Linked DNA regions of Homo sapiens: region 1 is linked to region 2. A link is a loop called in an ENCODE intact Hi-C map of the cell type or tissue named here. Cell type or tissue: endothelial cell of umbilical vein. All regions are shown on one strand. Each heading gives the region's core, and the rest is flanking DNA. Links, peaks and the distances in the headings are about the cores only.

Region 1 (14,157 bases), core at 110-8,109, 630 kb after region 2:
GACCTCTCTCGCTAGCAGGGCCCACCCAGCTCACTCCCCGCGTCTTCCATCCCCTCTAGGATTCCCATTGTCCCCTACTCCAGCACTAGGCAGGCACCCCCAGCCCACTGCGACTCCCACCACGAAGGACCCCAGCCCTCTCTCAGCCAACACGGCCCCGCCCACCGTCTCAGACATCGTGCTTCTTCTGGTGGGCCAGGAGTCTCTCCTCGTCGTCGAAGGTCTGGCCACAGATGGCACAGCAGAAGGCGCCGTCCCGGATGTGGCTCTTGCGGTGGGTGATGAGGTTGGACTTCTGGCTGAAGCTGCGGTCGCAGTCGGGACAGGCGTAGGGCCGCTCGCCCGTGTGGATGCGCCGGTGCGACACCAGGTTGGACTTCTGGCTGAAGGCTTTGCCGCAGTCGGGGCAGACGTAGGGCTTCTCGCCGGTGTGGATGCGCCGGTGCGCCGCCAGGTAGGGTTTGTGGCGGAAGGCCTTGCCGCAGTCGGGACACACGAAGGGCCGATCGGGGGCGTGGTCGCGCCGATGCGCCGCCAGATGGCTGCCCTGGGAGAAGCGGCGGCCGCACTCCTCGCAGGCGAAGGGCCGCTCGCCGGAGTGCACGCGCGAGTGCGCCACCAGGTGCGTCTTCTTGCCGAAGTTCTTCCCGCACTCGGCGCAGGTGAAGGGCCGCTCCCCGGTGTGCTGCCGCTGGTGGGCCCGCAGGAAGCGCTCCAGCCGGAAGCTCCTGCCGCAGTCGTCGCAGCTGTAGAGGGAGGGGGGGGCTTCGATCGGGTCCTGCGGGTGCTCTGGCGGGGCCCCTGGCGGCGGCTCCTGGGCCGGTTTCAGAGGTACCGCCGGGGTGGGCTCGGCCGCGGACTCCTGGGGGCCGGCTGGCAGCTGGGGGCTCCCCGGGCCGGGGGCGGCCTGGGCCGACCCCTCGGATCGCTTGTGAATCTTGCTGTGAGACAGCAGGTTGGGTTTGTGCCGGAAGCGGCGGCCGCACTCTTTGCACGGGTAGGGCTTCTCGCCGGTGTGGATGCGCCGGTGCGAAGTCAGATAGGGCTTATTGGTAAAGCGCTTCCCGCACTCGGGGCACTGGTGGGGCCGCTCGCCCGTGTGCACGCGGCGGTGAGCGATCAAGTTGGGCTTGTGCCGGAAGCGCTTGCCACAACAGGCACACTGGAAGGGGCGGTCGACGGCATCTCCACCGGGCCGGGGGGCGGTCACCGCGGGGCGGCCCCTGGGCCGGGGCCCCAGAGCCTTGGCTGCGGCCTCCTCCAGGGCCTCAGCTACGTGCACCCGCTTGTGGGCAACTAGCTGGTCCCACTGGGCAAAGCTCCGGCCACAGTTGCCGCATATGAAGGGCCGGGCCTCCGGGGCGGGAGGGTGGCACCGCCGCAGATGAGCTCGAAGCTGCTTTCGTCGCCAGAAGCGTCTCTCGCATTTGGGACAAGCGATGGGCCGCTTTGCAGCTGAATGGGCCCGCAGATGCAGAACCAGGGCCACCCAGCCTCGGAAGCTCTGCCCACAGAGGTGGCAGGCAAAGCCCAGGTCTGGGGTGGCAGCAGCATGGACCTGGCGGTGCAGTGCTAAGAAGGGGGCATGGCGAAAGCGACGGCCACACTCAGGGCAGGGCAAGGGCAGCCGGGCCTGGCACCGGCGGGTGTGAAGCCACAGAGCCACCCAGCCAGGGAAGTGCCTTCGACAGTGGGCACAGCGATGGGCCCTGCCTGGGGCTTGGGCACCAGACTGGGCCACTGACGTGCCTTGTTGCCTCAGCCCGCGGGACTCCTTCCCCAGGGTCTGGGGTGACTCCTGGGAGGGCCCAGAAAGGAGTCGGGGCTGGGCCAGGCCCATGGCCAGGGGGCCCCTGCAACGACGTTCCAGCATCGGTTCTTCCTCTGCTGAGGGTGGAAAAGCACAGTCACTCCAGAGACCAACTCACTCTGCCCCTGTTTCTCCCCTCCCAACCTCAGCCCCGGACAGGAGCTGCCATCTATGAACCCCTAGAGCCCCGGACATGGAGCTAGACTACTCTCCTGTTTCCTTGTGTGGTATGTATTATTTCAATCTTGGGTTTTTAGATAACATTTCAAGGATGTTTGTCTTATGTCTTTGTTGCCCTGGAAACTTCCAGAAGGGAGGGACTCTGATACTAGAATCCCCCTCATGGCAGCTACCCCAGTGTCAGACAGGGAGTAAATGCTCCAGTGCTGAATGCACAAACATTCCTGCCACAGGACTCACCAGAAAATGTGGCCACTGCTCCCTACAGTGCCTTATGCTGCCCTCTCCCTGTGTCTGCTGTTTCCTATGCCACATCCGAGCTGCACAGCAACTCTGAGAAGCTGGACAAACAGACACTGAGCTCCCTGTTTAACAGATGAAGCAACTGTGAGACATCAAAGATGACGAGACCTGCCCAAGGTGACACAGTAAGCCAACAGCAGAATCAAGACTAGGGAACAGGTCTTTAAACTCCCAGGCCAGTGTTCTTTCCTCTAAAGCGCCTGGGTTTGCAAAGATCTCAGAGAAAAAGGTGTCTATAGCTTTTCATTCCTAGCCCCACAGGGGAGGCACTTTCAGCATCACTAACTGCAGTCTCCGTAGGAGGCTGGAGGACAAGTGAGAACAGCCCTTCTCGGGGAACAGGAGCAGAGCCCTGGGTGCTACTCCCGGCAGTCTAACGCCAGACCACCGCCTGCCCAGACTGTGCCCCCATTCTGCCCGCCTGCCCTCTTCCACCCACACAAATTAGGACATTGCAGGAAGGAAGGCTCTCCCTGAATCCAAGGAACACCCACAGCCTGCTGCCCTCGGGGCCTGATCACCGGCTCTGCCTCCCTCGGGGTGCTGGAGATTACTGGGGCAATAGAAGGGGAGGGAAGATGAGACTGCAATCTCAGTCCCCTGCCCGGTCCTGCCCCAACCTCGCCAGGGGCTGCCCCATGTTCAGCTCTTCCACAGCTCAGGGGAGCCCAGATTCCTGCACAGGAGCCTCCTCCGCGGAAGGAGGAAGGAAGCAGTTAGGCTCCTAAGGGCCCTTCTGTGCCTGCTCACAAGCTCCAGACACATCCTTCTAAATTCCCTAGAGCGCACTCTCTCTTCTCAGGGAACACAAAGGTCACTCATTCCCAGTGTCAGACTGTGCACAGGGAAGACCCCAGGATATGAGAAAGGGCCATTTCCTTCCGCCGGGATGGGGACGCCCGTGCACCCCTGTTGTGGCGTGGTTTGGGAGCACAGCAAAGGCCAGACTCTACCCTGGAGACTGCAGAGCTGGGGATGAGGCTTTTTCCAGCTCCTCTTGGGGATGTTCCTGGGGATACTTCCGCGGCTGCAGCGCCTGCTTCGGCCCACACTCCGGTAGCCCCCAGGTGTTAGAGAAAACTGCAGTAATAAAGACACCCCTATCCCCATGGCAGAGCTCAGACCTCTGACTGCAGAGAGGCCAGCCTTACCTGTGGGGAGGGAAGAGAAAACAGAAGTGAGGCTCTGAGCTCCTCTAGGGCAGTCAGCTTTGTGTCCTCACCAGCCACAACCCCTCCCCCCACAAAGCCACACGCACCAGCCATAAGCCCCACATCCTGCCTGGCAGAGTGACCTTAATGGACATTGGATTAATAAATGAATGTGCCCCTTCAACAAGGAAGCACACTGCTGTCTTTCGGGGTCACTTTCTTCCCTGGTAAGGTCACGGAACGAATTCTCCATTCTGTGGCCAGAGTCTGGGCTTTCCCTGATGGCCAAAGGCCGGCCTATGGCAGGAACTCTGGAATCCCTGCTGGCTCCCCTTCCCCCAGCCTCCTCCCGACAGGAATTCCAGGCCTATTTCCCATGGGGCTGCGCAGGGCCAGCTGGTGTGACCACGACTCCGTCAGAATCCCCTTCCGCATCGCGGCTGGCCGCGGGTGGCAGAAGCCCCACACCGCCCTTTTGTACTGATGCGTGTCCTCCGTCCACGCTCCCGGGCACACGGGTCCCGTTCTTGCGAGTGAGCCATTTCGGGTCCCACGCACGGCGCAGCTCGCGGAGCCTGTGCGCAGGTGCGCTCCCCCACCCCCGCAGATCCAGCAGCGTCCCCCCCCGCGCACTCACACACGGTCGCGCACACTCACGGTCACGCGCCCCGCAGGTGGAGCGGCCCCCCGCGGGCCCGCGGTGGCCCCGCGCCCCTGCCCCGGCCGTACCTCTGCGGCGGGCTGTGCAGGGACGCGGCGCCCGTCCATGGAGCCCGAAGGCCGGCCTCCGCGGCCCACTCTCGCTCCCCGCCCCGCCGCGGCGACAGCGGCAGGTTCGAGTTCACAACTGCCAGGCCCGTCCCCAACCTCCCCCCGCCGGGTTCCCAGCGCCACGTGACTACAGGAGCTGCCGAGGGTCAGTCGCCGGCTCCCGCGGCCGCGGCCTGGGGGCGGGGAGGGACTGCCGGGGCCGGGGCGCGGGCGCCCCCGCCAAGAGCGGGCCGGGTCACTCAAGCCACTGCCGCGCCAGGGCGGCAGGCCTCGGAGGGTCGGACTCCGTTGCCATGGCGACCACCAGCCCGGGTTTCTCTGGGACTGGCCGGAGCTCAAGTTTCCCGACCCTTTGTCCCTGCGGAGCACGCGCGTCCCCGGGCGACCGCGTGGCTGGCCTATGGTCACCGGGGTGTTCGGCCTTAGCTGCCTTATGAGAGGCTGGGAGCCCGTCGGGAGACTTCAAAGAGGGCTCCGGCAAGCCCCCGGAGCGTCGTTGCCCGGGCCTTTCTCAGGCCGCGCACCCCGGCCGCAGTGCGGACGCTTGCGGCCGCGGCGGTCCCGGGACGGCGGTGGCGCACCTGGAAGGCCCTAGCTTCCGATTTGTTCCAAAGTGGAGCACAAAAAGGCCCGATCCTGCGAACTTTGAAAAGGCCTCTCTTCACTCTTTTCTAGAAATTAAGAAAGAGCAGAAGTTGCTGGGCTTCCTCTGGCTGCGGGCCAAGCGTGGGGCGACGGCCGAGGTGGCCGTTGGCGCACGTGGGGCATTTCGCTTGGAAAGGCTCAGCAGCCTGTGTGGCGTCTGCGGTGGCAGGTGCGAGCCTGTGCCCATGACTCACCCACTAGCAGGTGGCCCTGGCTTTCCAAACTAAACACTTCCTGGGGTTTCCAGGGTAGTACAATTTCATGTACTTTCATGCTTTTCAACACAGGCAATTTTTGAATTGTATAATTAGTCGTAAAAATACTTTTTAAATCTATTGCATAAATAGGAAATAGGGGAACATAAAACTCAGTTTTACCTCGTAGAGTCAATTACATTTAATATTTTGGTATGTTGCCTCCGGTGTTTTCTCTACGTATATCCATGGCATGTCTGGCATAATTGGAATAATGCCTTGCGAAGATGTATTCTGCCTTCTTCACTTAACACGATCTTGTGAATTTTCTTCCATTTTATTAGATATTCTTTTAAACATGATTATTTATGGCTGTATAAAAGGAATATATTTTTTAAATGTTTTCTAAATTATCTTCCAGGAAAACGTATTAGTTTTCCCTGAGAAATGCCCATTTTCCATATACTTGACAACACAGACTTTTTTAAAAAAAAAATTTAGTTTGAAATGGTTATTTCTCATCTTTTGTACTTGCATTTCTTAGAGTACTAGTTAGCTGGATTGTTTTTTCACATGGTTATTTTTTGCCAGTTTTATTTTCTCTTGTGAATTTGTTTATGTCCATTTGCCCACTTTTCTATTTGCCCATTTTAAAAGTTGGGGAGTTGGTTTATTGTTTGGGGGGCACTCATAAAGTACAGGTATTAAAGACTTGTCATGTTTGTTGCAGACGTGTTTCCTCGTACTTGTTAACTTTTTTTTTTTTTTTTTTTGAGACAGGGTTTCACTCTGTCACCAGAGCTGGAGTGCAGTAGCACTATCATGGCTCACTGAAGCCAGGACTTCCTGAGCTCAAGCAATCCTCCCACCTCGGCCTCTGAGTAGCTGGGACTACAGGATCACATCACCACATCCAGCTAATTATTTTATTTTAATGTTTTTCTTCTGTAGAGATGGGGTCTCACTGTGTTGCCCAGGCTGGTCTCAAACGATCCTCCCGCCCCAGCCTCCCAAAGTGTTGGGATTACAGATGTGAACCACTGCATCCGGCCTACCTTTTCAGTTGTTGATGTGAGAAAGTTTTGCTTTAGTCTATGTGCTGCTGAAGCGAGCATAAGAAAGTTTTGTTTTATTTTTATTTTATTATTTATTTATTTATTTATTTATTTATTTATTTATTTATTTTGAGATGGAGTCTGGCTTGTCTCCCAGGCTGGAGTGTAGAGGGAGGTGTGATCTCGGTTCACTGCAAGCTCCGTCTCATAGGTTCTCGCCATTCTCCTGCCTCAGCCTCCCGAGCAGCTGGGACTACAAGTGCCCGCCACCACGCCCAGCTATTTTTTTGTATTTTTAGTAGAGACGGGGTTTCACTGTGTTAGCCAGGATGGTCTCGATCCCCTGACCTCGTGATCTGCCCGCCTTGGCCTCCCAAAGTGCTGGGATTACAGGCATGAGCCACCGTGCCCGGCGAGAAAGTTTTGTTTTAATGTGCCAAAACTTAGCAGTCTTCCTTTATGGTTTCTGCCTTTAGAGTTATGTTTAGAGAGGCTACCCGCAACCTAAAACTACATTGAATGTCTGCAGTTTTATCACAGAAAATAAGTTTTGGTAGCTGGTAGTTTAAGTACTTCCCCTACACAAAGATTCTGGGTTTTTTTATTCTTCATAACTTCTTGGCTAGAATCACTTCATTTATTCTTCCAAACTGACATGGAGCCGGCACCCCTCTTACAGGCCTGCAGGAAGTGGGGAGGGGGCAAGCATGGAAATAAAGGAAAATCTTGAATTCCTTCAAGGGAAATTCCAGGCACCCAGCTAGCAACCTAATAAACAAGAAGGTAACTGTAGCTTAAAACAAGGAAGTTACAGTCACAAAATGTTTGGTTCCCTATAGAAACTAAAGATAACATCTTAATATATGTCCCTGAGTTGCTCTTCAGAAACCTGGGCCCCCCTCCCAAGTGGATGCCCTGGCCTGCAGACCTCAGACAAGAGGGAACTGAGGACTAAGCTCTGCTGTTCTTTGTTCTAAATTTCTTCCTGAGGATCCTGATGGAAGTTGGACCAGACCTGAACATTCCTTTCTGCTAACCCCAAGGTTTTAGGCAAAGCTTTGCTTCCTTAACTTATCACAAATCAGAGTCTTTGAATTCATGTATGACCTTTAAGGCTCCTCCTTCAAAATACCCTGCCCTTTGAGGCTAAACCAGTGCATAACCTCCATGTATCAATTCACGATTTTGCCCATAACTTCTCCTTTCCTGAAATTTACCCCTGCTTTTAAAAACACTTGCTTGTGGCCGGGCCCAGTGGCTCATGCTTGTAATCCCAGCACTTTGGGAGGCCGAGGTGGGCGGATCACAAAGTCAGGAGTTCAAGACCAGCCTGGCCAACACAGTGAAACCTCGTCTCTACTAAAAATACAAAAATTAGCTGGACGTGGTGGCAGGAGCCTGTAATCCCAGCTACTCGGGAGGCTGAGGCAGGAGAATCACTTGAACCCAGGAGGCGGAGGTTGCAGTGAGCCAAGATCATGCCACTGTACTCAAGTCTGGGCGGCAGAGCTAGACTCCGACTGGGGGAAAAAAAAAACCTTGCTTGTAAACCATCGAAGAGGTTGTATCTTAAGTATGACCCACTTCTCCTCGCTTGGTGCCCTGCAAATAAATGTGCTCCTTTCTCCGGATGCACAACCTCAGTGTTGGTGTTTCCTCTTACTGCGCCGGGCAAGTAGACCCCAGTTCAGTTTTGTAACAAAATGAACTTTAGAATTTCTTGTCAATGTTTTAAAAACGTGATTGTCTTTAAGATTCATTCTCTCCACTCCATTCATTCAGGTCTTATTTTACCTGTCCCAGTCAAGTTGACTAATCTGTACATTAACTACTTAACTTTTATACTTTTTTTTTTTTTTTGAGACAGTGTCTAGCTCTGTCACCCAGGTTGGAGTGCAATGGTGCAATATCAGCTCAGTGCAACCTCCGCCTCCCAGGTTCAAGTGATTCTCCTGCCTCAGCCTCCCTAGTAGCTGGGATTACAGGCACGCACCACTACACCTGGCTAATTTTTGTATTTTTAGTAGAGATGGGGTTTTGCCATGTTAGCCAGGCTAGTCTTGAACTCCTGAACTCCTGACCTCAGGTGATCGGCCCACCTTGGCCTCCCAAAGTGCTGGGATTACAGGTGTGAGCTACCGCACCCAGCCCAACTTTTATACTTTATAAAATAAAATTCACAAATATGAAAAAAGTCTTTGTCATATCATATAGTTTGGGGGTTCTGAAAATATGGTTATAGCATATTGTGGAATATAGGCCAAGTTTAGTAGTTACGGAAGAATGAATTTTTCTACCAACAGTACAATAAGAAGATGCTCCAGTTTTTACCTAAATACTTAGTAATTTATTAGTTAACATTTTGGGAGGCTTTACTTTGTGTCAGGCATGGTGATAAACTCCTCACATACATATCTCATTTAATCCACTCAACAACCCTATGCAATACTCTTCTGGTCCTTATTTTACAAATGTAACAACCGAGACTCTGAAATGTTCAGGAACTTACTCAAGGCCACTCAGCGGGATAGTGGCTGATTTGAACCCAAGCAGTGCCCCTGTGTCCTCAATGTTAACCACTAAAGTTGCATGTGTGCTGGCCTGGGCACAGGGTAAGCGTGGGATCCCCCAGGGTTAACGAGTGAGTTTGGACATCTAATGCTTCTCCATTCCTAAAATTCCACTTGATCCCTACGTTCCTGCAAGAGCCTGCGAAGCAGAATTCCTTCATAGACTCACAAAGTATCTTCTCCTTGTCTGTAATCCGTCTTTCATAGCAGAAAGGTTCTTCATTAAACAAGGCCCTAACCTTCTTTCTCTCTCCCCAGCCTCCATTAGAGGAAATGTCTCTTCTCCCAGTCAGGAGTTAACCACCTGCTGTAACTTCCTCTTTAGCATCGCCAGAGGAAACTAAGTATGACTGTGCCTTCACTCTGCAGAAAGAAAATGAGTGGCAAAGGAGTTGCGAAGGGATTCCTGAGCCTTTATGCCAGCTGGAAGCTTAAGGCCTTGGTATTTGAGACTTCACCCTTCAAAATGTCTTGGAGGATGGCCCAGCAACCAGCCAAATGGCCCAATGGCCTAGCCCAGTGGAGACGGTCTCAGCTTTTGACAAGCTAGCCGGAGAAAGGGCTGGACAGGAAGGGGCCCACTGGACAGCGAATATTGATAGGGCCCCTGGGAGGATCAATTTTCCCCTCCAACAGTGCCTGGCTCCCATTATCAGATTAGATGCAAAGTGGGCTGGCATGCCAGGGGGTGACAGGAACAGTGTCTCCAGAAATCCTCTGTGAAGACACCCAAGTATTGTTCAGAAGTGGCCCTGTATCTGGAAGAGGGAAAACTGCACCCACTTCTTGCAGACATACAGTTCCAGCTCCCCCCACAGGACTTGCTCATACATCCAACAAATATTTAATCAGTGCCCACCATCTGCCACTGTGCCAGGTGCCCGGCCTCATCATGAGTCAGGCAGAGGTGGTCTGTGCAGTTTTCCCACAATGTGAGAGGGTGCTGAGAAGACTTTTAACGCTTATTTAACTACGGAAATAACTCTTGGTTTGGTACCTACTACAAAATAAAAACAAGCGCTTGTTGATAATTTCTGGATGGATGACTGTGGAAAGCTGGAGGAGACTGAGGATCAATTTGCTCTAATGAACCTTCCCTTGACTATCATCTCCGTTACCTCCTGCCGCATCCCTACGGCAAATATGCAAGACTCTCACGCAGCTAATTTCCAGGGGTTTGCAGTCTGGGGAGGAAGCAGAAAGCACATCCCTCACTGACCCTGAGGAGGGGCAAATCTCTGGTAGCAGTCACAGGTACGTGCTGTACACACTTCCCATCCTTTGAGCCTTCCCAGCTGGAGAGCACCAAGAGAACGCAGTTGGGGAGGCCCCGAAAGATGAAGGGTTGTTGAGCTTGAAGGCAGTGAAAAAGTAAATGGAAGAAAGCTCTCTGCCCTCCACTGCCTAAATGCAGGATATAGATTTAGAAGGATAAAAGGGGTCTGCTCCCTCTCTCGACCAGGGAAAAGTTAACCACTGAAGACAACTTTAGACTCTTATGGGCCTGGAGCTGGAACCAGAGGAATGGACATGAAGGCGCTTTACTAACTCTATTTATCTGCCAGTTACTTACCTTTCTACAAGTTCTCCCCTTAGACACTCAAAGTTCTTTTCCTTTGTCCTGTCGCTTCCCTAAAACTTGGCTTTTCTTTGTTGAAGATGCTATACAAGCTGGAATTCAAAGCTACCACTTTGAGAACTACTCAATTCCTGCGTGTCTCCCAGGCAGATGTGAAATACACATGTTAATAAACTTCCACTGGTTTTTCTCTTGTTAATCTGTCTTTTGTAACAGGAGTCCGTTCCAACCACAAATCTAGGGGGGCTGAGGAAAAACCCCTACAGTGGCACACACTGAAGAAGGCCCCCTCACTTTCCAAGGTTTCCCATCTCAGGTGGAAGGAGGCCTGCTAAGTCATGTGAAAATTATTCAGGAAAAGATCAAAGTGCTTCTACTTCTGCAGTTCTAAAAATATCTTTAAGTGCATGAAAACATGTATAATGCACGACAGGGACGCACGCTGTAAGAGTAGCCCTGGGCTGAGATCAAATGTCAGTCCCCAAATTCCACCACACAAGATGCTTTCCTGCCGCATATCTAGTTCCCAGAGTCTCTTGCTAAAAGAAAAAAGAATCCAGCTGGTAAAATGAGTATCAGGTAGATGGCTCAGATTTCCTGCAGAGGAAACTGGTACATGCGTGTGCCCCATAACGGTGAGGCCTGCTTCCCACCCTTATCCCCCACCCCTGCACCATAGTCTCCCTCACCAGGACTCTGCAGCAGTGGCCAGCCACTCCTCCTGCCTCCGCTCTGGCCCCATAAAGTCCTGTCTCCACTTAACCAGCTTGGCCCTTTAAACATGAATCAGATCAAGCAGCTCCCTTGCTAGGGAACTCCGACGCCTCCTGCTAACATTTGGACTGACATCCAACCCGCGGCCATGGCCTGCAGGGTTCCTGCAGACCTCCATGCGCCTGCCAGACACTGCCCCAGCAGCCGCCACTCATTTCCACCTTAGGGCCTTTGGAGTTGCCTAGACGATCCTCCTCCAGGTCCGCATGGACTTCCGTTCTTCACTGTATTCAGATTTTGGCTGAAGTCTCCTCGCCTCAAAACACGCTTCCCAACAAACCCCTCTAAAATAGCTTCACACCTAGATGAGATTCCTAGGACTGCTCTAACAAATGACCACCAGCTCGGCCTGAAATAACTGGCATTTATTATCTTACACGGCTGGAAGTCAGAAGCCCAGAATGTTTCACTGGGCCAAAGTCAAGGTGTCGGCAGGGCCCCACTCCCTCCAAAGTCTCTAGGGGAGAATCCTTCCTTGCCTTTTCTGGCTGGAAGAGCTGCTTCCCAGGCATTCTTGGGCTCGAGGCCCCTCCCTCTGTCTCCCAAGCCCTCAGCGCAGCATCTTGCTACACTTGTCACTTTGCCGGCCTGTGCTGCAGCTGAATCTCCCCCTGTACCCCCGCCAACACAAAGACACATGTAATTACCCAGATAGCCAGGAGAATTGTAAAAGCAAATACAAATCAAAAAGAATAAAAATAAGTTTTCTTTCTCCCTGGTGAAAAAAGGCAGAGATGCTCCTCACCAACACCCCCTTTTCTCAGCACATTTGCATTAGAAAGCTTGTGATTGTGAATTTTCCTCTGCCCATGTGAGATATATGCAAATCTTTTATTTTATTTTATTTTATTTTATATTTTTATTATTTTTTAGAGGCAGAGTCTTACTCTGTCACCCATACGGGAGTACAGTGATGCTCACTGCAGCCTCAAACTCCTGGGTTCAAGTGGTTCTTCTGCTTCAGCCTCCCGAGTGGCTGGGACTACAAGCATGCACCACCACACCTGCCTAATTTTTTAAAAAATTTTTGTAGACACAAGGTCTCGTTATGTTGCCTAGGATGGTCTCAAACTCCTGGCTTCAAGTGATCCTCCTGCCTTGACCTCCCAAAGTGCTGGGATTATAGGCGTGAGCCACCACACTGGGCAGAGATTACATAAATATTTTTAAAAGCGAAGAAAAAACCATTTGGCAGCTTTACAACTCAGAACTGTTTTTCTCCAAGGACCTGAGAGCTAGCTCTTTGAAATGCAAACATCAATAATCCCAGTACTTTGAGAGGCTGAGATGGGAGGATTGCTTAAAGCCAGGAGGTCAAGACCAGCCTGGGCAACACAGTGAGACTTCGTCTCTACAAAAAATAAAAATAAAAAAAGTAACTAGGCATGGTGGTGCACCCCTATAATCCCAGCTACTCAGGAGACTTAGGTGGGAGGATCGCTTAAGCCCAGGAGTTTGAGGTTACAGAGAGCCATAACTATGTCACTACACTCTAGCCTAAGCAACAGAATATGACCCTGTCTCTGAAATGTATACATACACATATATGTGTATGTGTGTGTGTATGTATATGAAATGTAAACATCAAGGAAGACAGTGTCCCTATCTCCCAGTCTCCATGGGAGGGAGAGGGTTAGTCTCCTAACTTTGGCTCTAAATTGTAATCTTATACTCTATCATAAGATATGAGTTTATTTTTCCTTTGGATAAAGGCAATTAGCAAACACAAGTGGTTATCCCAATTACCAAGTGAATTTAGAATGAACTAAGTGTGACAAATGGCATTGTCCAGTCTGCTCACTGAGGATGAGTCACTTATTTTTGTGTGTGTGTGGTGTTTGTGTGTGTGGTGGGCTGTGTGTGTGTGTGGTGTTTGTGTGTAGTGGGTTGTGTGTGTGGTGGGTTGTGTGTGTGTGGAGTGTGTGTGGTGGGTTGTGTGTGTGTTTGTGTGTGTGTGGTGGGTTGTGAGTGTGGTGTTTGTGTGTGTGATGGATTGTGTGTGGTGTTTGTGTGTGTGGTGGATTGTGTGTGGTGTGTGTGTGTGATGGGTTTGTGTGTGGTGGGTTGTGTGTGTGTGGTGGATTCTGTGTGTTTGTGGTGGGTTTGTGTGTGGTGGGTTGTGTGTGTGATGGGTTGTGTGTGGTGGATTGTGTGTGTGGTGGATTTTGTGTGTGTGTGGTGGGTTGTGTGTGTGGTGGGTTGTGTGTGTGTGGTGTGTGTGTATGGTGGATTGTGTGTGTGGTGGGTTGTGTGTGTGTGATGGATTGCGTGTGTATGGTGGATTGTGTGTGTGTGGTGGATTGTGTGGTGGGTTGTGTGTGTGTGGTGGATTTTGTGTGTGTGTGGTGGGTTGTGTGTGTGTGGTGGATTGTGTGTGTGTGGTGGGTTGTGTGTGTGTGGTGGATTTTGTGTGTGTGTGGTGTGTGTGTATGGTGGGTTGTGTGCGTGGTGGACTGTGTGTGTGTAGTGGATTCTGTGTGTGTGGTGGGTTTGTATGTGGTGGGGTGTGTGTGTGTGGTATGTGTGTATGGTAGATTGTGTGTGTGGTGTGTGTGTGGTGGGTTGTGTGTGTATGGTGGATTGTGTGTGTGTTTGGCGGATTGTGTGTGTGTGGTGGGGTGGATTTTGTGTGTGTGGTGGGTTGTGTGTGTGGTGGATTTTGTGTGTGTGTGGTGTGTGTGTATGGTGGGTTGTGTGCGTGGTGGACTGTGTGTGTGTAGTGGATTTTGTGTGTGTATAGTGGATTCTGTGTGTGTGGTGGGTTTGTGTGTGGTGGGGTGTGTGTGTGTGGTATGTGTGTATGGTGGATTTGTGTGTGTGGTATGTGTGGTGGGTTGTGTGTGTGGTGGGTTTGTGTGTGGTGGGGTGTGTGTGTGGTATGTGTGTATGGTGGATTGTGTGTGTGGTGGGTTGCGTGTGTGTGTGTGGTGGGTGGCTGTATAAAAGAGTGAAGTTTCTTTTTGTCTTTGCCGTCTCTTAGTGGGTTTCCTGTAATGTGCATCTCACTCTGGTTTAATGGTTATTCAAGAATAAAGCCTTTATATCTCTTCTATTCTTGTGGAGAGGTTTTCTGGGTCAACAGGACATTTTGTTTTTAATTGTATTTCCCCACCGTAATATCCACA
Region 2 (15,059 bases), core at 1-8,000:
GTAGCCCGCGTAGCGCACCAGCTGGCTGTTCCAGATTCGGAAGTCTCCTCGGCCAGGGCAGCGCTGCGGGAACACTGTGATGGCCGAGCTGGCACGCATGGGGAAAGAGCTGGTCAGAGCCCCGCCTTCCCTGCCTTGGGGAAGAAGGCTGGGGCCTGGCATGGTGGGGGGCACTCACCGAAGGTTGCCCCGGTTGGTGGCATACTTGATGTGGTTGCAGATGTAGGTGAACATTTCCTGTGCAGACCTGCAGTCCCGGGCATCGAACACCTGAGCCAGCCGAGGCAGCGGGAGAGGAGGGTGAGGAGAGAGACGGGGGGTCTTGAGTATCAGCTCCAGAGGAGCTGCTGGTGAGGAGGCAGGGGCCATGGTTCACTCCATGGCGCCCTCCTGACCATTGGCAGCCACACTGATCCCTTCCTGCCCTGCTCTCTGACATATGTAGCACCATCCGGGCTGCTTCTCATCTCCTCCCTGGGCCAGGTGTCTCCCCATCCCTATGGAAGCTGACTTGGTATCCAGTACAGAGGAGGGACTCGGCCTCTGCCAAACTGATGCTTGGGTTAGGCACCAACGGATGTCTAAGAGGCCGCCTAGGAGTGTGGGCAGCAAATCCCCCATGATCCATGGCATTCAAGAAAGGACGGGTGATTCTCTTTGAGCACATGGATGGTGGGAAGGGAAGGCTGCACCAGAGGCCTCCTAGGACCCTGCTCATCCTGACATTCTGAGTGGAGGCCCCAGGAGGAGGCTGGGAGGTCCCACTCCTGCCTGAGGGAGGAGGAAACATGTGTCAGTGACAGGGGCAGGGGAGTGGCAGGGACCAACCTGGGGTCAAGGGAGGGACGCAGCTCTGAGTGGGGTCCACTATGGCAGCTCAGATGGATCGAAGTTGAGCTAAAGCTTTGAATGACTTAGAGGGTCAGGCAAGTGTCAGATAGGATTGTTTTTATTTTAGTTGAGGTTCCTTTGGGATTCACTGGGCACGTGGCTTTATTTCAAACTCTTTGGCGGCCAGTGATGGTGAAGGAGGCCAAGGCCATGGGACCAAGTCCCCCATGGGGCAGCTTGCTTCTCTTAGTGCTGTGGTCACAGGCGTTCCAGTAACTAAGGCCAGCCCCGAGTCTGTGGGCTGGGGTGTGAGGGAGGGTGCGGGCCGAAGCAGGGGAACTGGGGTAGCAGTGGGTGTGGGTGAGGGGCTGCACTGGACTGGCCTGGCGGGAGAAGCCTTCTCTCTTGGGGGAGAAGCAGCAGCCAGGGCTTTTCCAGGAGGCTGCTCCTGCTACTGACAGCACCGCCCAGGGAAGCTCCGCTCAGCTGTCCTCACCCCCGCAGCAGGTCTAGACTTCCTCACCCCCGCAGCAGGTCTAGACTTCCTCACCCCTGCAGCAGGTCTAGACTTCCTCACCCCTGCAGCAGGTCTAGACTTCCTCACCCCTGCAGCAGGTCTAGACTTCTTTCCCCTCCTCCAGCCAAGGCACTACCATAGGGCCTGATAACCAGGTCTTCACTACTGGGCTGAGGTTCCCCTGGGTGCTGAGGGTGGGGCAGTCCCCCTACCTTTCCAGTCTCTAAGGGAAAAGGCAAGGATCTCCCCCACAGTTTGGGACCTCCCAGCCCCCGGGAAGCCTTAGGAACTGCCCCGCCACCCCGCTCCCCTTTTGGTAGCGCCCGGGTCTCTCAGTCGCTGGCCAGCCGCACCTGCAGCTTCCCCCACTGGATCCGGCCCACGCAGCGGGGAGCGTTGCGCCAGGCCTGCTTAGCCCCGAACACCAGCTCGCTCTCCCTAAGCTGGTAGGTGCCTGTGGCTGCCACCTCGGCTTCCACCTCTTGAAGCCGCTGTTCGTGGGCCTGGGAGCCGCTCCTGGGGAGGAGAGGGGTGGGAAGGGGACAAGCAGGAAGTTGTGTGGGACAGGGAGGCCCTCCTCCAGGCTTTGTGCAAGTGCTGGGGGAGGGCGGGAGGGGCCCACGTGGTGTTAGGATCTGGGAAGGGAGGGGGTCATGGGAAGGTCGTCACGGGGTTTCTGGGGCCTCAGTGGGACAAGGGAGGCTGTGGCGTCCGGGAAGCTGTCACCTCTTAATGGAGCTGTAGTACTGGTTGATGAAGTCCCGGGCCTGACTCAGCAGCTGCTCAGGGGCCGGGGGGCCGGGGGAGGGCCGGCCCTGTAGTTTCCGTGGAAATACCAGGGAGCCCAGGCAGCGTCTTGGGGTGCAGGGCCCATCCTGGGTCGAGGGAGTGCAAAGGTCAGGACAGGCCAGGGTGCAGGGGTGGGATGGGAGTTGGGGGCAGGGAGGAGGGGTGCAGGGGTGGAACAGGGGGAGAGGGAGGAGGGGTGCAGTGGTGGGATGGGGGAGAGGGAAGAAGGGTGCAGGGGTGGGATGGGTGAGAGGGAGGAGAAGTGCAGGGGTGGGACGGGGAGAAGGAGGAAGGGTACAGGGGTGGGAGAGGGGAGAGGGAGGAGGGGTGCAGAGGTGGGATGGGGAGAAGGAGGAGGGGTGCAGGGGTGGGGTAGGGGCAGAGGGAGGAGGGGTGCAGGGGTGGGATGGGGAGAAGGAGGAGGGGTGCAGAGGTGGGGTAGGGGCAGAGGGAGGAGGGGTGCAGGGGTGGGATGGGAGCAGAGGGAGGAGGGGTGCAGGGATGGGACGGGGAGAGGGAGGAAGGGTGCAGGGATGGGACGGGGAGAGGGAGGAAGGGTGCAGGGATGGGACAGGGGAGAGGGAGGAGGGGTTTAGGGGTGGGATGGGGGAGAGGGAGGAGGGGTGTAGGGGTGGGACGGGGCAGAGGGAGGAGGGATGCAGGGGTGGGACGGGGGAGAGGGAGGAGGGGTGCAGGGGTGGGTCGGGGCAGAGGGAGGAGGGGGTGCAGGGGTGGAATGGGGCAGAGGGAGGAGGGGTGTAGGGGTGGGACGCTGGAGAGGGCGGGAGTGCAGGGTGGGACGGGGAGAGGGAGGAGGGGTGCAGGGGTGGGAGAGGGAAGAGGGGTGCAGGGGTGAGATGGGGAGAGGGAGGAGGAATGCAGGCAGGGGACGGGGGGAGAGGGAGGAAGGGTGCAGGGGTGGGAGGGGGGAAAGGGGTGCAGGGGTGGGATGGGGGAGAGTTTGAGCCAGGGTTGGGGGTAAGGCTGGAGGCTGAGGGTCACCCAAGTCCCGTGCATGTCCCTCAACTCCTCTGGTTCTTCCCAGTCCTCTCCTCTTTTTGGAAACAAGGGACCAATTCAAAGAAGGGTTGAGCTTCCCTCTCCGGCCCCATCTGAGGCCAGGCCTTACCCACCCTTTCCCTGGAGACGATGGGGACAGGGCATGCCGGCCTTACCTGCTGCGCCTGGGCGCTGAGGGTGTCATAGGTGATGCTCCCCACCTCCCAGTTCTTCACACGAGGGAACTTGGGCCCCTCTGGGGGCTGGGTTAGCGGGGAGCTCGGGGGGCTGTTGGGAGCCAGGGATAGGGTCATCAGGAAGGGTTTGTTTCCTTTCAGCCTTCCCAGATGTCACCCGGAGGCCCCTGTTACAGCACTGGCGATCTCACAGCCCACCTGCCGCATGCCTTCTGGCGTTCCCCATGCCTTAGGAGCTAGAGGCGAGCTGTGCCTCCGTTTATAGACCAGGGTCCTGGGCTGCAGGGGCTGCTGGTGCTGAGCTCCTGAGCCCCTGACCCGAGGCTAAGTTCGCATCCCACCTGCAGCGCCCACCTCACCTCTTCTGGAGATGGGGTGTCCACCCCCCGCAAAGCTGCTATAAGCCCTACCCTGAGGGGGACAGAGCCTGGTGCTTGAGTGGAGGGAAGCCCTGCAGGGATTCCTCAGCTCTGATTTCCCTCCGCACTCACAACCCCTCCTGACAGCAGCCCCATGTGTGAAGGGAAGCCTCGCAGGCCTTATCACTTCCTCCCAGAGCCACCAGCGGCAGGGAGGAAGGGAGGGACTCAGGCCAAGGGTGCGCCTGAGCAGCAGGGCCCCGGCCCTCAGCCTTCCCTGCATAGCTGCCTGCAGCCCCAGCCTGCCCCCGGCCTGGCACCCCACCAGGCCTCCGGGTCTTTCCTCCCTCCTGGGACCTCTACCCCCGGGAGGACTCTTGTGGGAACTGCATGGTCCAGTTTTCGGGTGACAGCCACGAGGAGAGGGGGCTGGAGCAGGGGAAAAAAGCCTGGTGGCTCTGTCTTCTCAGCCTGCTTACCCCAAGGGCCCGAGTTTCCTGCCCAACTCTCTCCCTCTTCTGGGAGACCCCACTTTCTCACTCCTGTAACCACTGCTGTCAGCTCCTTTCTTCTCCAGCTAAATAATCATCGCTGCTGTTGAAGGCTTGCTGTGAGCTAGAAACTTACTTCCCCATGGAGTAAGTATTGCCATATCTCGTTTTATATAAATGGAGGTTCAGAGAGATTAAGTAACTTGCTCAAAGTCAAACAGCTCCTGGCGGCAGAGCAGCATTCAAACCCTGGCCAGATTCTATAGCTGGCACCCTTACTCCCAGCTTTCACCTGCCGACTCTGATCCTGGTCTCCTTTCTGAGCCTCCCAGACTGTCCTGTTCTATGCACATTAATAGCCCTTTTGCATTTGTGACCTGGCCCTCCCGACTCAGCTACAAGTTCCAGACCTTCCCAGCCCCAGGCTTCAGGCCTTGACACCACCCTTGTTGCCCACCTGCTCCTAGCTGCCTGGCCCTTACCTGTGTTCTGGCGCTGGTGGGAGTAGGGATGCTGGGGCCCGGCTGGGCTCAGGGGCCGGGGTGGCTGGGCCCTGCTTGCCGCACAGCCCAAGGCCCAGCCCCAGCCCCAGGCCGCAGGGTGGCCCAGGCTCCTGGGCCACGCTCTTCAAGTTGCCCATGTTACTGTGCGTCCACTCTGCTGCCTGCTCCAGCAGAGCCCTGGCCTTTTCCTTAGGAAGAGGGAGGGGACCGAGAGGAGGGGGCAGTGGGAGGGGGCTCTCCAGTGCTGGCCCTCGCCCCGCCCCTATCCCATACACAATGGGACAGGAACAAGCCCGGCTGGGAGGCTCTAAAGCCTCAGCTCCACGCCCGCTGGCCTGAAGGGTGGGGGGCCGGACGCCTGGGTTCCGCTGTGAGGACTGAGGCTGATAAGTGGGAGCCCAGGTGTCCAGCAGAGCCCTGGGGCTGCAGCATGGGGGCTGGGGCATTGGGGAGTGGCAGGGTAGAGCCACCAGGGGGTCATAAAGGTCCTTCTGTGATGTGGCACCAGACGGAAGGGCCTTCGGCCTCACCCCTGTGTGCCTTTCCCTGGAGGGTTGGGCAGAAGGTGAGCACCGTTTCTGTAGCAGGGGATGGCAGCCCACACTCTCAGTGACCACAGGGACCTCTAGGGTCATGCAGGTTCTCTCCTTCACCTCCCCCCATACATACAAGAACTCCTGGATCCCCACCCTTGAGTCCTTTTGGGTTCTTGGGGATAGAGGCCCAGCAAGGATGTAGTGACTTTTTGTCCTTGAGTCTGACATTAGGGTATCCCTTCCCCTCCCAGCCCCAATTTCCTGGAACCCCCACACCCCCATGACTCAAGTGGGGGACACAAAAGAGCAGGAAGCTGCCTTCCAGTGCCTCCACCCCCACCCTGTCATTCAGTGACGCACGCTTCCCGGGGCCGCAGGTCAGCAGAGAGACTAGGGCTGAGGCAGGGTCAGCCGGCCAGGGAAGAGCTTGATGCCCTGGTGGGAGCATGGGGGACTAGGGAAACTACAGTTCCCAGAATGCAGGTGGGGTACACCAGCACTCTCCAGGCACTTCAGGCCAGAGTGCATGCTGGGGTTTGTAGTTCTGTGCCATCTGAGGGGCTGGAGAAAGGCCACTAGCTGGGCATCTGGTCCACAGGGGTCGAAGCCTCGTGATTTCGAGACCTCAGAGACTGAGAGAAAGTTTAAGAAAGAAACGGAAGCTGAGAGACTGGGAGAGGCAGAGACTAGGAGCAGCAGACAGACAGACAAACAAACAAGAGGATTTGTGTTGGCCAGACTCCTCTGAAAAGCAGTGGAGGATAAGGTTGGGGTGGGCCTGGGTGGGGGGCCGGCAGGCGGAAGGAACGGGCTGTGCTCAGAGCTCTGGGGTCACACCAAGAAGGTGGGGTCTGCCAGTTTTGGAGGATGGAGGGTGAAGGGGCCTCATAAGCTGCTCCTGGACACTAGTGTGCCCTGCTGCCCCTGTCTCAGGAGGAGGGAGATGGAAGGGCGGCATTCAGCCTGGGCTTTGTCCCATGACCCCAAGCCTGAGGCCCCACCACACCCCACCACCTCGCCTTCCCAGTGAGGCAGGGGATGGGATCCAGCCCCTACTTTTCAGGCATCTTCTACCATGCTGGAGGAGACAACAGATCCCAAGTCTGGCTTCCATATTAAGCCACCATTTGAAATGTGCATGACCAAGGATGACTCATTTTCCTAGGTCCCAGTTAATGGAGCTGTGACTGGCATCCTCAGGGTCAAGGTGACAGGCAGCATCAGATGCTGACATCCTTCTGTCTTTTTTTTTTTTTTAGACAGAGTCTTGCTCTGTCACCCAGGCTGGAGTGCAGTGGTGTGATCTTGGTTCATTGCAACCTCTGCCTCCCGGAGTGATTCTCATGCCTCAGCCTCCCGAGGACGACAGGCACCCACCACCACGCCTGGCTAATTTTTTTTTTTTTTTGAGACAGAGTCTCGCTTTTGTTGTCCAGGCTGGAATGCAATGGTGCTATCTCAGCTCACTGTAACCTCCGCCTCCTGGGTTCAAGCGATTCTCCTGACCCAGCCTCCTGAGTAGCTGAGATTACAGGTACCCACCACCACGCCCGGCTAATTTTTATAATTTTATTAGAGACAGGGTTTCACCATGTTGACCAGGCTGGTCTCGAACTCCTGACCTCAGGTGATCCACCTGCCTCGACCTCCCAATGGGCTGGGATTCCAGGTGTGAGCCACCATGGATGGCCATTGTCTTCTTGCCTGCACCACTGGCTGTGGCCCGTCCCTGTGGCCACCTGACCCCTCCCAGGCCTTCCAGTCCCATCTGGGCTCCACACTCTGCTAGATTCTTCTGGAAAGCAGGGCTTACCTTACGCTTTGGCACTACCCAAAACCCTCAGCCAAGAACAAAGCCACTCCAGCACATTGGCCTGGCCCTCATTTTCCTTGGTGCACTGCTTGAATCCTCTGTTCTAGACAAATGGGCTTTCTCGTGTCTCCCTAATGGTCCTGTGCTTCCCTGCCCCTGGGCCGCTGCTGTGCTGTTCCCTCCACCTCTCCCTTCCGCCTCTGACAAATGAAAATCTTTTTCTTCCTTGAGGCCCAGCCTGGGCAGCTCTGGAGGTGCACCACCCAGGCCTCCCTCTTAGAGAGCAGGTACCTGCTGCAGAAGGTGCTGGTGGCTGACAGCTTCCAGATGCCAGCCTTCAGTCCAAGGCCATGTGCTTCCCTGGAGTCTTGTGTAGGATATAATAAATTCCTCTTCTAAGGTTTTAGCCTGTAAATTAAGTACAATGAGTTCTGAGATCCTCTCCAAAGATCCAATGCATCAGTATGTTCAGCTTTGTTCTTCATCTTAAAGTTTAACTTTCATGTTCTCTTCGTCTCCTTGCCCCTAGTTTCAGTAAACAACCCCCTCCTAGCTTCTATCACCTGCTCCGAACTGAGTCACCACTGGTCACCTGCTCTGACCTGAGTCATCCTGAGTCACCTGTTCTGTGACCGTCCTTCCTGCCAAACTACTTACCCTGCCAATCCGGCTCTTACCCCTGCTCTCTTTAAAATAGCCAGTAACAATTAGCTCAGACGGTGTGGTCCAACCCTAGCCAATAGGGGAACAACACAGCTGTAGGGGCTACCTGCCTTAGGGATAAAAACCCCTTCCCTTCCCTTGTTCAGGTGTGCTCTTGCCATTGCTCCATCTGTGAGATGCACCCTTCTATAGAAGTAAAATTGCCTTGCTGGGAACATTTATATCTGAGTGCTATTTCTTTTGTGGCACCGAAAATTTATTTCTAACACTTAGACAGTAACTGAGCCCCGGGGCGTCTGTGGGCGTAACATCCCCCGCTGGGCTGATGTGAGGCCCTTCTTCTTCTTCCCTCCTCTGCAGGTGTGAGCCTGGCATTGTGGGCCTGATCCTTCCCCTGCCCAACTCACTCCTGCTCCCGGTCCCTGTTATCTTTCTCAGGCATTGCCCGCAGTATTCCTCTTATGCTTCCAACTCCTGGGACTCTGCTTCCTGAAGGACCCAACCAACACAGTCGCAGGATGACTCCTCTGTGAGGTCTTCCTTACGTCCCCTTCTCCATGATCTCTGGGTGGCTGTCACCCTGTCCCCAAGGCCCCGGGGACAGCTCTTTCTCTGGGCCCTCCTGGTCGTGGTTTTTGGGCAGCTTGCTCTGTAAGTGTGGGTTCTCACTTAAATGAACCTGTGTGCTCTGAACCTGTGTGCTCTGGAAGACACAGGTCAGTTCCTCTCTGTGGGGATCCTCTGCTGGGTTGAGCTCCTGCACTGAGTGGGATTGCTTCATACATTGGCTTGTTTTGTTGCAAATGTGTGCAGCCGCCTGGGGACTGGAAGCTGTGCTCTGGAGGCAATGGAGAGGGTCCACTGAGAAGGGAATTGGCTGAGGCTAGATGGGTCTGTGTGGGCAGAAAGAAGTCAGTCTAGGTGAAGGGGAGGAGTGCAAGAAGGAGCACTCTGTGGCCACAGGGAGGATGGGTTACAGTTCAGTACAGCCAGCACTGAAGGCTGAGGGTCACAGGGAGGATGGGGTCCAGTTCAGTACAGTCAGCGCTGAAAGCTGAGGGTCAGAGTAGGCCTGGATTGGGTTTGAATTGGGGCAGAGGATGCCATGGCAGGGTCTTAAGAAAAGGAGGAAAAAAAAAAGTTAAACAGACAGAAAAAGTCAGAGATGAATGCTCTCTGGACAGGGGATTCCCTGCTTCCCCTTTCTTGGGCCGTGGCCAGTGTTGTCCGGAGTGTCCTGCCTTCCATCAGGGTGCTCTGATGAGAACAGTTGATTCCCCCGCCTGTCGGAGGAGGCCTGCCGTCCCCAGGGCTCTGCCTGGTGCTGGCCTGCTCTATGCCTGCAGCCCTGCCAAGAATGATGCCCATGCATCTTAGTGGCTGACTGCTCATATTGGTAACCATGTTTTAAAGAGGACTTTCCGAAAAAACAGTTTTCAAGGTTGGAGATTTGGTGTTCGGCTGAAAGAATTTCCATCTTCAATCATGAGATCTGAAGCTGAATGGGCTTTGGAGATGATCTGGTTGGGAACTGAGCCCCCTTGTCCCTGACAGTGGCTGTGTTTCCGCCTCGGGGAGGGCTGGCCCAGACCCCAGGGGTAAGGTGACAGCCTTCTGTGGGTGAGTAGGGATCCCTCCCTGGGGAGGGCTGTGCCCTGTGCCCCCTGCCCCCTCCATAATGCCAAAGAGGCGGCAAATCTTGCCCCTGCCTTCCCTCTCAGACCAGAGTGCTCTGCAGGGCTGGGCGGGGGACGCCTTGACCTTGGAGGGCTGTGCTGGGAAGGGAAGGCCTTGGGCCTGGGGTGTGTGCATGGGGGCCTGGGTGGTGAGGGCAGGGGTGACTGAGCGGAAGTCCCTGACTCTTTATAGCCCAGCCCGGGGCTGTTCAGTGTGAGCTGGAAGTACCCCACCCTTGCACTATGAGCAGCTTCCTTCCTGCCTGCTGGCAAGGACGGGTGGGGAGCGGGGAAAGGAGGGAAGGGAGGCGGGAGCAGCGGGAGAGGGGCGGGGAGCAGCTGCCGCCAGGCCTCCCCCTCCCGAGGATGTAACTCATGCTGAGTGCTGGGGGGCGGAGAGATTTGCTCAGCTTCCAGATTGCAGAATTGGTGCTGAGCCTTTGGTGAGGGCGTTGGGGCGGCTTCTGGGATGCTGAGGGTTCCGGGCTGTGGACGCGGTTGCCGGTCTGAAGGGGCTCCTGTGTTGATCCTGGGCGCCCCCTGGTAGCCCCAGCCCTTCTTGAGACAGCCACATGAGGGCAGCAGAGAGCCGAGGAGGAGCGATTTCAGCACAATCGTGGGATCAGACACCACGAAGGGAGGGGGAGACCCAGGGGATAGGAAAGGAGCCAACGGCATCGGGTGGTAGGTCTACACCAGCCATCTGGGGTCCCAAGGTGGCTCATTTGGGCCCACCCCCAGAGGAGCAGATTGGGACAAATCTGCGCCTCCCTGCTTCCTGCACAGACCACATGGGGTGTGTCAAACCGAAGGCTCAGGAGGTATCTTCACATACACACGTACACGCACACACATACATCCATGCATGCATGCACACTTTCTTACACATATATCCATGCATGCATGCACACACATACACATATATACATGCATGCATGCACAGTCACACACACATACATCCATGCATACTCTCTTACACACACAAATGTTTCGGGGAACGTTTGATTTCCCCACAAATTCATAAGTTGAGATCCTAGCCCCCAAGGTGATGGTGTTAGGAGGCGGGGTGTTTGGGAGGTGTTGAGATCGTGAGGGAGGAACCTTCCTGAATAGGATGCGTGCCCTTAAGAAAAAAACCCCAGAGAGATCCCTCACCTTTCCATCATGTGAGGACACAGTGAGAAGGCGCTGTCTATGAACATGGGTCCTCACCAGACCTTTCCATCATGTGAGGACACAGTGAGAAGGCACTGTCTATGAACCGTGGGTCCTCACCAGACATGGAATCTGCCAGCACCTTGATCTTAGACTGCGGCATCCAGAACTGTGAGAAATAAATTTATGTTGTCTTTAGGCCACCCGGTCCTTGGTGTTTTCTTACAGCAGCCTGAACAAACGGACACACACACATACATCCATGCATACGTGCACTCTCTCTCTCTCTCTCACACACACACACACACACACACACACACTCAGGGCAGTGGTGTTGAAGGAAGAATCTAAACCTGAAGGTTGATCAAGGCCTGGAGATTCTTGCATTTCCCTTGGGAAGGTGGAAGTTGGTCCAGACTCCCAAGAGCCCCCAGAGGCTGGCAGACCCCTGCCACTGCCAGGGTAAGGTCTTGGGTTTCCAGGTCACTGGGTCTGTCAGCCAGGAGGCAGAAGCGTCTCTGGAAGAGGTTCACCAGGCTCTGCCCCAGGGAGCCCACCTGAGGGCGGGGCAGCATCTCCCTGTGCCCCCTCCCTGCTCCCCAGCTGGGGAGCTCCCCCCCTCACAGTTTTGCAGTTGTCCATGGGTTGTGCATCCTGGGCTCCCTCACTGACCAGCCTCCTCATCTGGGCCCTGCCCCTCCAAAGCTAATTTGGGCCAAGAGCATCTGTGTGGATATGAAGGCTTTCCCATCCGTGGGAACTTGAAATTTCCTCCTTTTTTTTTTTTTTTTTTTTGAGATGGAGTCTCGCTCTGTTGCCCAGGCTGGAGTGCAGTGGCGTGATCTCAGCTCGCTGCAAGCTCCGCCTCCCGGGTTCACGTCATTCTCCTGCCTCAGCCTCCCGAGTAGCTGGGACTACAGGCTCCCGCCATCAAGCCCAGCTAATTTTTTTGTATTTGTAGTAGAGATGGGGTTTCACCGTGTTAGCCAGGATGGTCTCGATTTCCTGACCTCATGATCCGCCCGCCTCGGCCTCCCAAAGTGCTGGGATTACAGGCGTAAGCCACAGCGCCTGGCCGAAATTGTCCTTTATTCCGGGGATCCAGAGTGAGAACGAGGGGGTTTCAGGGGCAGGCTGAGGCCTCCTGAATGCTCACCATAGGTGCCCTGTCTTGGGCTCTGAAGGCCCTACATACAAAGTCATCCTATCTGCTGAGGCAAAGATATAAGGTTACCTCGGACTTGAGACGGATGGTTGTCAGGGATCCATCTGACAGGCCCTGCCCCCTTCCTGCCTCCTCCTGTCTCCCTCTCCTGCCACCCTCAGCCTGGCCCAGTTTCCTGGCATGGTTGCTGTGGCGCCTCTTGGGAATCGGAGCTTTGGGCCTCAAGTGTGCCCAGCATGGAAATTCCACAGCAACTGTCACTGGGATCGTCTGGACAGAACCCTCTCAGGTGCCCCCAGGAGGGGCTGGGCCCTCTCTCCAGACCAGGGTGGGAGGAGCAGCCTTTAGAGCCCCCTGCTGATCTGTGAGATGTGGAAATCCTGACTTCAAGCCCTGGAGAACCTTCAGTCATTGGTGACTTGTCTTTTTTCCTGCTCTCCCCAAATGGATTACATGCCCGACTCCCAGTGACCTCCCAGAGGCGTCCCTGACATATTTGCTGTTGATGATGACCTGAGGCTTCCGAGGGGCTCCCAGGAAATGGGGTTCCCAGTCTGTCGTCTGGTTTCCTAAGCACCAGCCCCGTCTGCGCTGGGCACTGCTGAGCCGGGCACTGCTGAGCCGGGCACTGCTGAGCCGGGCACTGCTGAGCCCACTTCCTAGAGGAGATGTTGTTCTGCTGCGCGGATCCAGAAGGGGGAGCTCTCAGGGCCTGTTCTTCTTCAGCCGGGAAAGATCGAATGCGCTCTTCCTGGACATTTAGCGCCCCAGCATTGCAATAGGCCTCTGCCGTCACCTTCACACCCTCACTGGCTCTGTCTGGCCCTGCACTGGACTGCTGGTCCCCCAGAGGGACAGAGATGAGGTCCTGACCACAATTCTCAGCTCAGCCAAATTCTCCCTAAGCCTTCCTCCCTTGCGAAGCCTTCCTCCCTTGTGAAGCCTTCCCTTATCCTTCTGGCCTTAAAACGATTCCTTCAGACCCTGAAGTCAAAGCATTCATGGTCTGTCCGGGCGCCGTGGCTCACACCTGTAATCCCAGCACCTTGGGAGGCCCAGGTGGGAGGATCGCGTGAGCCCAGGAGTTTGAGACCAGCTTGGGCAACATGGGGAGATCCTGTCTCTATTTTACAAAAATGAATAACATTTTTAGAAAAAGAAAAAGCATTCATGGTCTGCACCACTTCTTAGACTTGGGATCTAGGACTGTGTAACTTCTCTTGTCAGCTGCCATTATTTGTATTTGGCTCCTGTAATATTGTCTAATCATGGGTGAAAATATTGTCTTCTCAACGAATTGCAAATTTTGTAAGGCCAGGGACTGTATTGTATATCATATATTTCCTTAGGAACACTTCTCAGTGGGGGGCACATAGAAAGCTCTGGATAATTGTTTGTGGGTATATCAGGGAGAAGATGGAGTGGGAGACCTGTTTGTTTATTGTTTTTGTTTTTGTTTTTTGAGACAAGGTCTCACTCTGTTACCCAGGCTGGAGTGCAGTGGTGCTATCACGGCTCACTGCACCTGGGCATGGTGGCTCATGCCGGTAATCCCAGTACTTTAGGAGGCTGAGGAGGGTGGATCACTTGAGCCCAGGAGGTCAAAACCAGACTGGGCAACATAGTGAGACCCTGTCTCTGAAAAAAAATGCAAAAATTAGCTAGGCATGATGGCGCACACCTGTAGTCCCAGCTGCTTGGGAGGCTGAAGTGGGAGGATCACTTGAGCCCGGGAGGTCAAGGCTGCAGTGGGCCATGATTGTGTCACTGCACCCCAGCCTGGGAGACAGGGTGAGACCCCATCTCAGAAAAAGAAAAGTTAACAGGTAGCTGCAGCCTTGACTTACCTGGCTCAAGCGATCCTCTTGCTTCATCTTGCTAAATAGCTGGGACTACAGGTGTGTGCCATCACACCCAACTAATTTTTTCTTTTTGTAGAGATGAGGTCTCGCTATGTTGCCTAGGCTGGTCTTGAACACCTGGGCTCAAGCCATCCTCCCGCCTCAGCCTCCCAAAGTGCTGGGATTACAGGTGTAAGCCACCGTTCCTGACCATGCAAGACCTATTTGAACCTGAGTTCTCTTCTCAGGTCCTTGGTGTTGGCTGACTCAGCAGCTGATGATCCTTGGGATGGGCTAGGATATGAAGCTAGTGTTGGGTTAGCATTTTTATTCCAAGCTGGGGTAGGCTCTTAATTCTGCCCGATATCAGCAGAATGAACAGCAAAAGTTCTGGAGAGCTGACAGAGCAACCTCTGTATCTGGAGTTCTCTGGTCTCTCTCTCTCTCTCACACACATATCTCAAATTTCTTTAGCTCTTGTTATATGTGGTATGTAATCTCCCACCTGGCCTGGTGTGGTGGAAAAATCACTTAACTAAGAACCAGGAGACACTATTTTATGTCCAGCTCCATTTCTAACTTGTGGCACAACCTTGAGGCGGAGTCCTTGTCACTGTGAATATCTGTTTTATTGTCTAATATATGAAAGTGTTTGCTTCTGGCTCTAATATTTCATAAAGCAACAGAAACTCCCAAAGGAAATCCCAAGAGTTGCAAGTGTAAAGTTCAGGGGTTTATTCATATCTTTTCCTGATGGCTGTCAGAGGAGTGAGGGAGGAAGGCACACTCTGAAAGCACATGAGACATGGTTTTCTCAGCATTGACTGGCAAACCCAGCTCTTGCTTCACCCCGTGCTGCCTCCAGGAGCTACTGTCCAGCTCCAGAGGCATTTTCAGGATTTGGGGTGACCATCTAATGCACTGTGTCCTGAAGAGTGCCTCAGTCTTGTCACCTGGGCTGCCCTCCCTGGTTTTCTGCTGAGCCTGCCGTAAAGTATTTTCAGCACCTTGGACAGAGACAAAGCTCCAACCTGGCTGGAGGCATTGAGTAGCCAAGTGAGCTTGGGATCTCCTCCAGGGCCAGCTTTCCTGGCAAGGTTGCCCAAAGCATGTCTTGGTTCTTCATATTTTTTAATCCTTTGAAGGCACTCAAAAATAAACCCCCTAATATATGTCAAAACAGTGCACTAGTTCTGCAAACTCTCAGGGCATTTTTTAAAACAAAACCAACCTATTTTCTAGAATAGTGTTAGGTACACATTAGGTGCTTAGTAAATACATTTAAAAAGGAATACATGCAAATTCAACCTTCAGACAAATGTCCCAGCCTCCTTATAATAGGATTCTTTCTCCCCATCAGTCCCTCCTATATAGTAATTCTGGAGCTTCTAGTACTTGCTAAGTTTTGCAGCCTCACTTGAAGCCCCTTCTTGTGTCTAAAAATCCCAGTCTTTAAATCAAAGGAACAGATGACTATTAAGTTTTCAGGCAGAGGAAACTGAAACTGGCCCCTTCTCTTTCTCA

Evidence for each region. Peaks named below come from ENCODE experiments on the same cell type or tissue, not always from the same donor. Only the 100,000 strongest peaks of a DNase experiment are listed, where the experiment ranks them.
Region 1: a loop joins it to region 2, with 5 times the contacts of the local background. A loop is called at or near these places in 2 of 110 quality-filtered maps.

The regions. Positions count from the first base shown.
Region 1 is chr7:150,358,958-150,373,114 of GRCh38, reverse strand. REPIN1 (replication initiator 1) reads right to left here and starts at 4,293. Exons shown (of 3, transcript NM_001099695.2): 1 at 4,174-4,293; 2 at 3,247-3,444; 3 at 1-1,887. The coding sequence starts at 3,403. The coding sequence ends at 170. It overlaps REPIN1-AS1 (REPIN1 antisense RNA 1), which reads left to right and starts at 172. Exons shown (of 4, transcript NR_183429.1): 1 at 172-274; 2 at 1,960-2,037; 3 at 2,259-2,410; 4 at 8,938-10,457. RefSeq lists enhancers at 2,305-3,109, 3,110-3,915, 3,916-4,720, 4,760-4,819 and silencers at 3,380-3,529, 4,040-4,509, 8,935-8,984. In endothelial cell of umbilical vein, for the core only: no CTCF peak of the experiment used is centred there; DNase peaks (open chromatin) are centred at 3,804, 4,344 and 4,834; H3K4me3 peaks cover 2,327 bases; H3K27ac peaks cover 3,326 bases.
Region 2 is chr7:150,983,568-150,998,626 of GRCh38, reverse strand. NOS3 (nitric oxide synthase 3) reads right to left here and starts at 7,610. Exons shown (of 27, transcript NM_000603.5): 1 at 7,327-7,610; 2 at 4,666-4,874; 3 at 3,313-3,424; 4 at 2,075-2,223; 5 at 1,702-1,864; 6 at 179-270; 7 at 1-88. The coding sequence starts at 4,823. RefSeq lists cis regulatory regions at 4,886-4,892, 4,900-4,906, 4,913-4,919, 4,950-4,956, 5,355-5,361 and 1 more, enhancers at 4,250-4,968, 9,529-9,688, 10,195-10,235, promoters at 4,824-5,045, 4,824-5,881, 4,846-6,448, 7,390-8,258 and a silencer at 5,621-5,651. In endothelial cell of umbilical vein, for the core only: no CTCF peak of the experiment used is centred there; DNase peaks (open chromatin) are centred at 3,896, 4,566, 4,916 and 5,686; H3K4me3 peaks cover 2,733 bases; H3K27ac peaks cover 1,411 bases.